Linked DNA regions of Homo sapiens: region 2 is linked to region 1. A link is an interaction called in ENCODE POLR2A ChIA-PET data of the cell type or tissue named here. Cell type or tissue: MCF 10A. All regions are shown on one strand. Links, peaks and the distances in the headings refer to the core of each region. The heading gives the core; the rest is flanking DNA.

Region 1 (5,329 bases), core at 1-5,000:
TGTGTCCGCGCTGAGCCGCGCTCTCCCTGCTCCAGCAAGGACCATGAGGGCGCTGGAGGGGCCAGGCCTGTCGCTGCTGTGCCTGGTGTTGGCGCTGCCTGCCCTGCTGCCGGTGCCGGCTGTACGCGGAGTGGCAGAAACACCCACCTACCCCTGGCGGGACGCAGAGACAGGGGAGCGGCTGGTGTGCGCCCAGTGCCCCCCAGGCACCTTTGTGCAGCGGCCGTGCCGCCGAGACAGCCCCACGACGTGTGGCCCGTGTCCACCGCGCCACTACACGCAGTTCTGGAACTACCTAGAGCGCTGCCGCTACTGCAACGTCCTCTGCGGGGAGCGTGAGGAGGAGGCACGGGCTTGCCACGCCACCCACAACCGTGCCTGCCGCTGCCGCACCGGCTTCTTCGCGCACGCTGGTTTCTGCTTGGAGCACGCATCGTGTCCACCTGGTGCCGGCGTGATTGCCCCGGGTGAGAGCTGGGCGAGGGGAGGGGCCCCCAGGAGTGGTGGCCGGAGGTGTGGCAGGGGTCAGGTTGCTGGTCCCAGCCTTGCACCCTGAGCTAGGACACCAGTTCCCCTGACCCTGTTCTTCCCTCCTGGCTGCAGGCACCCCCAGCCAGAACACGCAGTGCCAGCCGTGCCCCCCAGGCACCTTCTCAGCCAGCAGCTCCAGCTCAGAGCAGTGCCAGCCCCACCGCAACTGCACGGCCCTGGGCCTGGCCCTCAATGTGCCAGGCTCTTCCTCCCATGACACCCTGTGCACCAGCTGCACTGGCTTCCCCCTCAGCACCAGGGTACCAGGTGAGCCAGAGGCCTGAGGGGGCAGCACACTGCAGGCCAGGCCCACTTGTGCCCTCACTCCTGCCCCTGCACGTGCATCTAGCCTGAGGCATGCCAGCTGGCTCTGGGAAGGGGCCACAGTGGATTTGAGGGGTCAGGGGTCCCTCCACTAGATCCCCACCAAGTCTGCCCTCTCAGGGGTGGCTGAGAATTTGGATCTGAGCCAGGGCACAGCCTCCCCTGGGGAGCTCTGGGAAAGTGGGCAGCAATCTCCTAACTGCCCGAGGGGAAGGTGGCTGGCTCCTCTGACACGGGGAAACCGAGGCCTGATGGTAACTCTCCTAACTGCCTGAGAGGAAGGTGGCTGCCTCCTCTGACATGGGGAAACCGAGGCCCAATGTTAACCACTGTTGAGAAGTCACAGGGGGAAGTGACCCCCTTAACATCAAGTCAGGTCCGGTCCATCTGCAGGTCCCAACTCGCCCCTTCCGATGGCCCAGGAGCCCCAAGCCCTTGCCTGGGCCCCCTTGCCTCTTGCAGCCAAGGTCCGAGTGGCCGCTCCTGCCCCCTAGGCCTTTGCTCCAGCTCTCTGACCGAAGGCTCCTGCCCCTTCTCCAGTCCCCATCGTTGCACTGCCCTCTCCAGCACGGCTCACTGCACAGGGATTTCTCTCTCCTGCAAACCCCCCGAGTGGGGCCCAGAAAGCAGGGTACCTGGCAGCCCCCGCCAGTGTGTGTGGGTGAAATGATCGGACCGCTGCCTCCCCACCCCACTGCAGGAGCTGAGGAGTGTGAGCGTGCCGTCATCGACTTTGTGGCTTTCCAGGACATCTCCATCAAGAGGCTGCAGCGGCTGCTGCAGGCCCTCGAGGCCCCGGAGGGCTGGGGTCCGACACCAAGGGCGGGCCGCGCGGCCTTGCAGCTGAAGCTGCGTCGGCGGCTCACGGAGCTCCTGGGGGCGCAGGACGGGGCGCTGCTGGTGCGGCTGCTGCAGGCGCTGCGCGTGGCCAGGATGCCCGGGCTGGAGCGGAGCGTCCGTGAGCGCTTCCTCCCTGTGCACTGATCCTGGCCCCCTCTTATTTATTCTACATCCTTGGCACCCCACTTGCACTGAAAGAGGCTTTTTTTTAAATAGAAGAAATGAGGTTTCTTAAAGCTTATTTTTATAAAGCTTTTTCATAAAACTGGTTGTAGTTGCACAGCTACTGGGAGGGCAGCCGGGGACACCTGAGCCGCCCGCTGTGCCCAGATCCCTCAGGCTGCCTGCCATCAGAACTGCTGCCCGGGGCTTCCCCTACCTCAGACAGACCCTCCCTGGGAGGATCAGTGGGGAGTGCCACCTCTGCCCCCAGTGGCTGTGGCACGTGGCAGGGGCCCCTGAAGCTCAGCGAGGGTCAGGGCCTGGGAGGGTATCATTGCTGGAAGAACAGGATGGGGCTCAGGCCAGCCCTAGTCGCCGGGGCCCACACTAACCCCCCACTTATGAATTCCTCCCACTCCCAACTCACAGGGGATTTCCCGAGAGGGGACCTGCCAAAGACCTCCTCCAGGCCTCCCATGCTTTCCGGGAAGTGAAGCTTCTCCCTCTCTGGGGCAGGCTCTGAAGCCTCCCGATGCACCCAGAGCAACCGGGGGGCTGCACCAGCCACTCGCCTCCCCAGCACGGCCAGGTTCCCGGGGCTGGAGGTCCCCCCCAGGTCCTGGGAACCAACCTGCAGAACACACACAGGGTCCCCTGGAGAGGACGCGGGGACTTCCAGGGCCCGACTCCTGTGAGTCACAGCCCCGCAGCTGCTGCGCCACCCCCACCCTGACTCATGCCCCTTCCCAGCAGCTCCTCCCAGGACCCCATGTCCTTCCCACATCCGCAGGAAGGGAGTGCCTGGACTCTCCAGGCCCACCTGGGGAGCCCCTCACCTGCCCACCAGCCCCTGAGCAGCCCAGTAACACCATCACCGTGTCCAACAGCCAGGAGCCTCCACCCTCCAGGAGGGAAGGGATGGACAGAGCCACACTCGCCGTCTTTATTTTGCACTCACCCTGGGTGACACTGGGCAGGCCGCTCCTGCCCACAGCCAGACTGAGGAAGAACACAGCACTCGGCAGGCCCAGTGGGGTCCGTGCAGGGAGGACCCCAGGACCAGCCTTACTCCCGAGCAGGGGACACAGGGCCCCACAGAGAACCCCTCCGGGAGGTTCTCTCCTGGCTGGGGGAGGGCTCTGGACCCCCACAAACACTCCCCAACTTGCGGGGCTGGGGCATAAAAACAGCCACTCCCAGCAGGCCCCCTCAGCTTTTTGCATCAGTCAGCTCCCTCCCGGGGGATTAGGGTGAGGTGAAGCCAGGCCCAGGCGTGGGGTATAGGTCTTCCCCCGCAGGCCTCAGCCCTGTCCCGAGGCTGCATCACAATCCAGGGCCCCCGCTGGCCTTTGGGAACATGGCCTGGGTCTTCCTCAAGGCAAGATCAGCCCCAGACCACTTCCGGGGTCACGGGGTCACGGGGTCACAGGGCAGAAGCCAGATGGCAGCCATGGCTGACGGGCCTCCTCCTCGATGGGGCGGAGACAGCCACGGGGTCTCCCGAGGGTCCCACAGGGCTGTCCTCATGCAGCCCAAGCCAGCCTGAGCACTGGAGCCCCAATTCCCAACCAGGTCTCCCTCAGACCCCCCAGAAAGGGCCTCGAAAGGCCGCCGCTGCGCCCTGTGGAAAGGCTGCCGCTGCAGGGCCTGGGCCAGCCGGGCTGCCAGACTCCCCTCCAAAGCCTCCGGATGCCTACGCTTTTCCAGACATAGAGGAAAGTTTGTCTTCGAGAAAACAAAGTAAATAGAAGAACCCCAAAGCAAAGCAAACCCACCCCCCAGATCAGCAGCATGGGAGCCAACAGGAGGCCACTCCTCCAGCACCAGGGGACCAGCCGTCCCGACGGCAGCGCGGCTGCGCCTACGTGATGTCCCTCTGCCGCGGCGGCCGGTGCACATTCCGCACGACACACTTCACCATCCACTCGATGCCCTCGCGCACCCCTTTGCTGTGAAGACAGCGGGTGTGAGGCGGGGGGTCTCGGTCCCCAAAGCCCCCGCAGGTGCAGCCCCCACTCACCCTGTGAGGGCCGAGCAGGCCTGGGTCAGGCAATCTCGCCTGCCGATCTTGCTGGTGCAGTCGCTGAAGGCCGTCTTGATGTCAGGGATTGAGAGGCACGTCTGGGGGAGGTAAGGCCGTGAGGAGCAGCCCCCACGTCTGGCCCTGTCCTGCCTGTGGGCCCGGGACTCTCAGAAGGGCGTATGCCCTTCACCCCAGGGAAACAGCCAGAGCTCCACCAGGGTCCCAGTGTCTCCCACAGAGACCACAGCAGTGAGGACCCTGTGCTCAGCCCGAGGCTGAACATGGCTGGTAGTGCCTGAGACAAACTAGACGTCCACACGGCTCCAAGGAGTCCACCCCCCATCCCCTCCCTGGGGGACACCCTGAGCCCCGAGGTGGGGCGCTGAGGACTGAGGCCTCCTGGGCAGTGGCGGAGGCAGGTCCCAGGGGCCCACACAGCCGGGGATGATGGAGAGGTGGGAGCCCTGCATCAGTGATGGAGGCAGTCTGCAGTCATGGTGGCTTCTGCTCACAACCACCTGCCCAGTCTTCAAAAAGCAGCCCTCCCCTCCCCTTTTCCTCCGAGGGGAGACCCCTGCCCCGTACCAGATGTCCCTCTTGTCGGCTGAGATTGTAGGGGAGGCCAGCCTTACAGGCTGGGGGCAACAGAGCCACCCCAGAGAAGGCAGGAAGTGAAGATTCACCTGGCCCTCTGGACGCCGGGCTGCTTCTGTGCAAAGCCACTCCAAGAGAACAGCTAGAACTCAGCGTGGCCAGTGCTCCCGGGGGCAGTGGCACCTCAGAGGGGTCTTGAGGGGCTGCCCTGGGGGTGGGGCTGGCACAGATGCCACCTCCAAGGGTAGCAGGAACAGGTAAGGGTCAGAGCTGACTCCCACCAGGGCCCCAGCATCACTTCTTTGAGCTCTGAGTTTCACCTGGGTGTCCCCACAGCTTGGCCACACACTCCTGAGACACGGCCGCCCTCCTGGGGAGAGGTGCCCTGCATAGCAGGAAGAGGCCTCTGGGCGCCTGCCCTGAGGTGGGAGAACCTCCAGGGCTGGCAGCAGCAGGTCTGGAGAGGAACCAGGCTTGGGAAGCTGCTGGGGGCAGGGCAGGCCTTGAGAATGGCTCTGTACCCCCTGGGCAGTCACTGGGCCTGGGGTGTCTGGGTGCACACCTGCTCCCCTTGCTGTGGGGGAGGCTGGGGACTCGGGAAGCTGCTGCGGGAGGCAGGGGTGGGGCTCACCTCCACATCCTGCTTGTTGGCCAGCACCAAGACGGGGACACCGCACAGCGCCTCGCTGGTCACCACCTTCTCTGGGGAGGGCAGGAGAGGCAGCGCCTCACACCCAGCATCCTGCCTCTGACTGCCCAGGGGCCCACAGGCGTGGACACTGTGACAGCCACTCCCTCTGCCCCCCCCCCCCCCGTCACCCACTAGGCAGGAGCACTTCTGACCAGACACTGAGC
Region 2 (5,351 bases), core at 164-5,163, 130 kb before region 1:
CTCATGCAGGGTGGGGCTGGGGGCCAGAGGGGAAGCTGGAGGGGTGGGGCAGACCTACCTCTGCAGAGGGGCTGCGGGACAGGCCGGCCCAGTGCGATGCTGGTGACCAGCGGGGACGCCTCCTCTAGTCCACGCACGGCTTCCTCCTTGCGGCTGGGGGTGAAGGCAGACACTGGAAAACCAACAGGACTCCCAGGAAAGGGGCTGCTGCCCCACGAGCTCCCCCCTCCTGCAAGTGAGGGGCCCGGGGCGGTCCCCCAGCCCAGCCTCTGCTGGTGGAAGCCACTCACAGATCAGGAAGCTGCTTGGGCAGCAGCTCAACGGTGAACAGGGTGCCCGGCCTCAGCACCTCTTCCGGAACCTTCTCCATGCCCATGTGGTGGACGAAGAGGTGCACCCGTCTGGGAGCCTCCTGCCGGTCTGCCCGGCGCTCCTGGTCCCAGTCCTGCGTCTGCCCGTGGGCCACCCAGGTATACGTGCCGGGGTCAACATTCAGGCCAGGGCCGAGGCTGCTGGGCCCAGGGCGTGGGCTGGCCGTGGGAGCCGGCAGCCCCTCGAGCCGGATGCAGAGGTAGCAGCAGCTGAAGTTGATGTCGGCACAGTTCTCCTCGAGGAAGGCGGCCTCCAGGCGGAAGGCGCCCTGCAGCTGCCCCTGCGGCGTCCGTGACGCCTCCCAGGAGACACTCAGGTGCTGAAGTGTGACGGAGTCATTCTCGGCAACCGCGCCGGTGGCCGACTCCAGGGCGCAGAATGGTTCCCACACGCAGGCGTACTCATCCACGTCGCGGTACCGGTCCCTCGGGGCCCGGTACACACGGCCTGAGAAGCAGTCTCCGGGCCGCTCCACGTGCTCCAGGCAGAGGCTGAAGCCCGGTGCCACCGTCCAGAGCTGAGGGCTCGGTACCAGGAAGCCGTGCTGCAGGCTGGTGCCGAGCTGCACCTGCAGGGTGTCCCCACTGCCCAGCTCCCGGGCCACCTCCAGGAAATGGCCACAGTGGCTCCGCTGCACCTGCACCAGCTCCCGCCGCTGGGACGCCTCGCCCTTCTCCTGGATGAGAGCAGCCGCCTCCGGCCAGCGCTGCAGCTCCACCAGCTCCAGCAGCTGCTTCCACAGGGCCGTCTCCACGGCCAGGGTGTGTGGGTCCGGCACAGTGCCAGGCAGTGGCAGGGGCGGGCTGGATCCCTGCGCTGAGTAGACACGGCGCCGCCACAGGAGCCGCAGGCCCGGCCGGCCTGCCAGGGCGTGGGGGTGCTCGGCCAGCTGCAGGGAGCCGTAGGGGACGGGGCAGGGGTCAGGCAGCGTCTCCCGGTTGCTGGGGAAGAGCAGCCGGAAGCAGCGGGAGCCCGCCTCCACGTCCACCACGAAGCCCAGCTTGTCCAGAGGCTGGGCCTTGAGCTGCACGGCCAGGTGCAGGCTGCGCGCCCGCCGCTGATAGCTCTGGGCAAGTGCGTGCTGGAGGCTGAAGGCCTGGCAGAGCCCATCGATGTCCCTGGCAGAGTAGGCAGAGCCCCCATGGCCCAGCGCCAGCAGGATCTGCCGCTGCAACACCACGTCCAGGTACCTGCGGATGGGCGAGGTGGCCCACGTGTACCAGTCCACCTGCAGCGAGTAGTGGCCGCCCTGCTGCTGGTGGCCCCGGGCGCAGCGGCCGAACGCCGAGCGCTCCAGGGCCTTGCGGAGGTCGCGGCCTGCAGGAGCCAGGAATGGGTGCATGTCGTCCGTGGTGACCAAGTCCACCATCTGTTCGTAGTCCTGGGTGCGGGCAGCAAACTGGACCTGCTTCCAGAGGGAGGCCAGGAGGTGCAGCCGCGTGTCGGGGGGACTGCCCCCGCCGCCGTGCAGGTGGTGGCCGAGGTGCAGTGACAGGGGCACCCGGTCCCCATGCTTCTCACACAGGGCCTTGAGCTGCTGGCTGCGGGGTGCTGGCTGCCACCGCAGAGGCGTGACCGTCCGCGTGCACTCGCTGCCCACCAGGAACTCAGCCACGAGCCTATTAAACTGAATCATGTACTCCTTCACCATGATGTGGGCCGCGCGGAAGCCCAGGGTGCCGTCCTCGTCCGGCTGCTCATAGAAGCAGTCGGACCGCAGGCGGTGCCGGCGCAGCAGCCGAGAGAAGTAGCACGCGGCCACGACGCAGGCGTCCACGGAGTCCAGGCGGGCCGGCAGCTCACGGCCGGCACCCGGGTGCTGCCTGATCACCTCCTCCGCCTCCTCGTAGGACAGCTGGCGGTCAGACTGGACCACGGAGGGTGCAAAGCGCAGGCTCTTCAGCTGGCCACTGGCCTTCTCCATGGTGAGGAACAGGGAGATGGCCAGGCGGTCCCGGCCAGGCAGGAGGCTGAGGACGTCCTGGCAGAGGCTGGCCGGCAGCATGGGCACTGGCTCCCTGCCGGGGGCATAGAACGCAGCGCCCTGCCTTCGCGCCTCCACGTCCAGCACCCCGTCCCTGGGCACGAAGCTGGCCACATCAGTGATGTGCACAGCCACCTCGCACCTGGGACCCAGGTCTCGGACACTGAGGGCATCATCGAGGTTGCAGGCGCCCTGGGGGTCCACAGTGAAGGTCAAGAAGGCGCGGCAGTCCTCTCGGCGGCCGGCAACCCGGCCAAGCTCCGTGTGGTATTTCTGCAGCACCTTGGTGATGGTGGCCTGGTCCGACGGGGGCACCCTCAAGCTGTACTCCAGGCCGAGGATGCGGAGGCCCTGCTCCCAGGTGCTGGCCTCAGGCAGCACCTCCCGGACGATGCCCAGCGGGTAGTAGAAGCCTTGCCGCCACAGGACAATTTGGACCCAGAAGAGCCGGCTGTGCCGGGCCTCGGCGGTGAGCCTCTCAAGCCCCACACGCTGCAGCCGGCCCTTCCGGAGGCTGTAGATGGGGACCTGCGATGGGTCCTTCAGCTCGGCCACGAAGATCTTGGTCACGGAGCCATTGATGGGGACCATGATGCGCGGGTCCCACGTGTCCATGCGGCACACAAACGCCAGCTCGTGCCTCTTCCTCTTCAGCACGCCCAGCACGCGGCCCCGAAGCCGCCCCTCGGGCGCCTTGTCTCCCGAAAGGAGCTGCACCAGCACCTCATCCCCGGCGAAGGCCATCCCACAGTCCAGGCGGCCCCTGACCTGGATGGGGCCCGAGGAGGCATCGTCCAGCGGGATGGCTGACGCCCGCTCGAAGGTCTCTGGCACGAAAGAGCAGTGGCGGTACCGCTCGGGCTCCGCGTGCAGCAGCTTCCGTAGCGCAGCCGGGGGCAGGTTCTCGTACAGCCGGGCCTGCTGCAGGGACTCGGGCCTGGCGACAGTGTCCAGCAGCCCGTCCTCCCCGACGGTCACCATCACCTTCTGGCTCTCGTCCAGAAGCTCCCGTAGGATGGCGTCGTCAGCGTTGAGCTCCCCGTCCCACGGCCAGAAGTCAGCCTCTGCATCCTCAGCCTCCGTGGACTCCACGCCCGCTGCAGCAGCCGCTCCTGCCGCACAGGCCCCGGGCACCACGTCTTCCTTCACTGCGTCTCCTGCTGGTGCTGCCGCAGCCTCCGTCTGCGCTGTGGTTGCCGTGATGTCACGGGATGCTGGGCTCAGAGCCTCATCTCCCGGCTCTGCCTTCACCATGGCCGTCACCACAGCCGCCTGCTCCTCGGCCAGGTCCCCTACTGGCTCTGGGGCAGCCTCCCAGTTCCCCGCTGCCCCAGCCTGTGTGCCTCGGGGAGGCCAGCGCCGTCTCTGCGCCACACCCTGCTCGACCTGCTCCATGGACAGGCCCTCGGGGCAGACACTGTGCCGCTCCACGCACTCACGGATGAAGCTCTCCCAGAGCTTGCCGCAGGCCCCGAAGGAGCAGAGGGCCACGGCGTCCCCCACTACCACCAGCTGGGACTGGGCGCGGGTCAGGACGGTGTTGAGCACGCGGGCGTCGGTGAAGAACTCAGGGGCCAGTGCCCCAGGGCTGAGCAGGCTCTGGCAGGTGTGCACAGTGCTGAGCACCACGACCCGGAACTGCCGCCCTGCAGGGGGCACGCAGTCAGGTCAGGCTGGGTGCGCAAGACGGTGGGACCAGCCCCACCCCTGCCGATGCCAGGCTGAGGAGTGGGCCGAGCCACCCGGGGTATCCTGGGGCAGCTGGCAGCACCTGGCCCCGCTGGTCACCCACCTGGCAGGATCTCAAAACTGCCGACAGACACCTGGCCTAGGTCCCGCCTCCTCAGCTCCTGCCTCAGTGCACTGACCTGAAGACGCAGCAGGGCCGGGGATGAGTGCTGGACGCAGTGAGGACTCGGCCACCCCCGACAAGGAGAGGGCACCCCCACCAAGCTCGGGGATGAGCGCAGGACGCAGTGAGGACTGGGCCACCCCCGACAAGGAGAGGGCACCCCCACCAAGCTCGGGGATGAGCGCAGGACGCAGTGAGGACTGGGCCACCCCCGACAAGGAGACGGCACCCCCACCAAGCTCCAGACACCTCAGGGGCCGAGCCCCACCTCAGCCCTGGGAGGCAAATACTGCAGCCCCCTCTTACAGATGGGGAAACTGAGGCGGGGGCTCGTCCATCAGCCGGAGAGCTCCCCCTCCCCCAGCAGGGGTGCGGTCGGGGGCTGTCCCGGGCTGGCCGGGCTCACCTGGGCACCGTGGGAAACGACACAGATGCACCTCTGCTCGCGGCCGCCCCAGCAGCTGGGCCAGGTGTTGTAGGCCTCCTGCACCTTCTCGACGACCTGCGCAATCTCAGCCAGATTCAGCCAGGACGCCATGGACATGTCCCGGTCTGGGCTGCCCGCCACGTGGCAGAACATGAGCGGGTAGTGCCGGGGGTGGGGCGGAACCTTGCCCCTGGCGTGGATGGGGTTGCCCTTGGCCACGTAGAAGTGCCGCGAGATGAAGCTGACAATGGCGTCCGTGCAGCGGTAGTTCTCGTGGAAGACCAGGCGGCTCTGCCGCGCCACCTCGTGAGTCTCCTGCTGGTAGCACAGGAAGAGGCGGTGCAGCAGCGTGTGCTCGGCCGCCCGGGCCCTGGCCACACTGAACAGCCGGGGTGTGACCTGCATGTGGTCGCCCGCCAGCACGAGGCGGGTGCCGTGCGAGGCATAGGCCAGCGGGGTGAGGGCCTCGCACTCCAGCATCTGGGCCGCCTCATCGATGAGAATGTGGGAGAAGAAGCCGACCGGCACCCTGAGCTCACGGGCCTGGGAGGTGGTGGTGACCACCACGCGGTGCCGCGCCAGCTCTGCCCGTGTGGGCGGGCGGAAAGCCTGGCGGTCGTCGGTCAGGCAACAGTACTGCAGCGTGACTGGGTCCGTCTGGCTCAGCGGCCGGTCCGTGTACATCACACGGAGAGGAGTGGCCTCGGGGTGGCCGC

What was found. ChIA-PET counts read pairs that join two places held together with the same protein. Peaks named below come from ENCODE experiments on the same cell type or tissue, not always from the same donor. Only the 100,000 strongest peaks of a DNase experiment are listed, where the experiment ranks them.
Region 2: POLR2A ChIA-PET joins it to region 1 with 5 read pairs; 7 of 35 experiments call an interaction of 5 or more read pairs at or near these places.

The regions. Positions count from the first base shown.
Region 1 is chr20:63,696,725-63,702,053 of GRCh38, forward strand. TNFRSF6B (TNF receptor superfamily member 6b) reads left to right here. Exons shown (of 3, transcript NM_003823.4): 1 at 1-467; 2 at 604-798; 3 at 1,556-1,960. The coding sequence starts at 44. The coding sequence ends at 1,839. It overlaps ARFRP1 (ARF related protein 1), which reads right to left. Exons shown (of 8, transcript NM_001267547.3): 6 at 5,106-5,176; 7 at 3,878-3,978; 8 at 1,923-3,806. The coding sequence ends at 3,719. RTEL1-TNFRSF6B (RTEL1-TNFRSF6B readthrough (NMD candidate)) reads left to right here. Exons shown (of 38, transcript NR_037882.1): 36 at 36-467; 37 at 604-798; 38 at 1,556-1,974. Among named protein-coding and RNA genes, the nearest start is that of TNFRSF6B, 2.7 kb to the left of the region's middle. RefSeq lists enhancers at 1,033-1,082, 2,178-2,227, 2,468-2,647, 2,718-2,767, 2,816-3,697 and 1 more. In MCF 10A, for the core only: no CTCF peak of the experiment used is centred there; a DNase peak (open chromatin) is centred at 2,577.
Region 2 is chr20:63,562,230-63,567,580 of GRCh38, forward strand. HELZ2 (helicase with zinc finger 2) reads right to left here. Exons shown (of 20, transcript NM_001037335.2): 7 at 4,615-5,351; 8 at 4,149-4,224; 9 at 291-4,002; 10 at 59-153. Among named protein-coding and RNA genes, the nearest start is that of HELZ2, 9.3 kb to the right of the region's middle. RefSeq lists enhancers at 2,005-2,174, 5,029-5,078. In MCF 10A, for the core only: no CTCF peak of the experiment used is centred there; no DNase peak of the experiment used is centred there.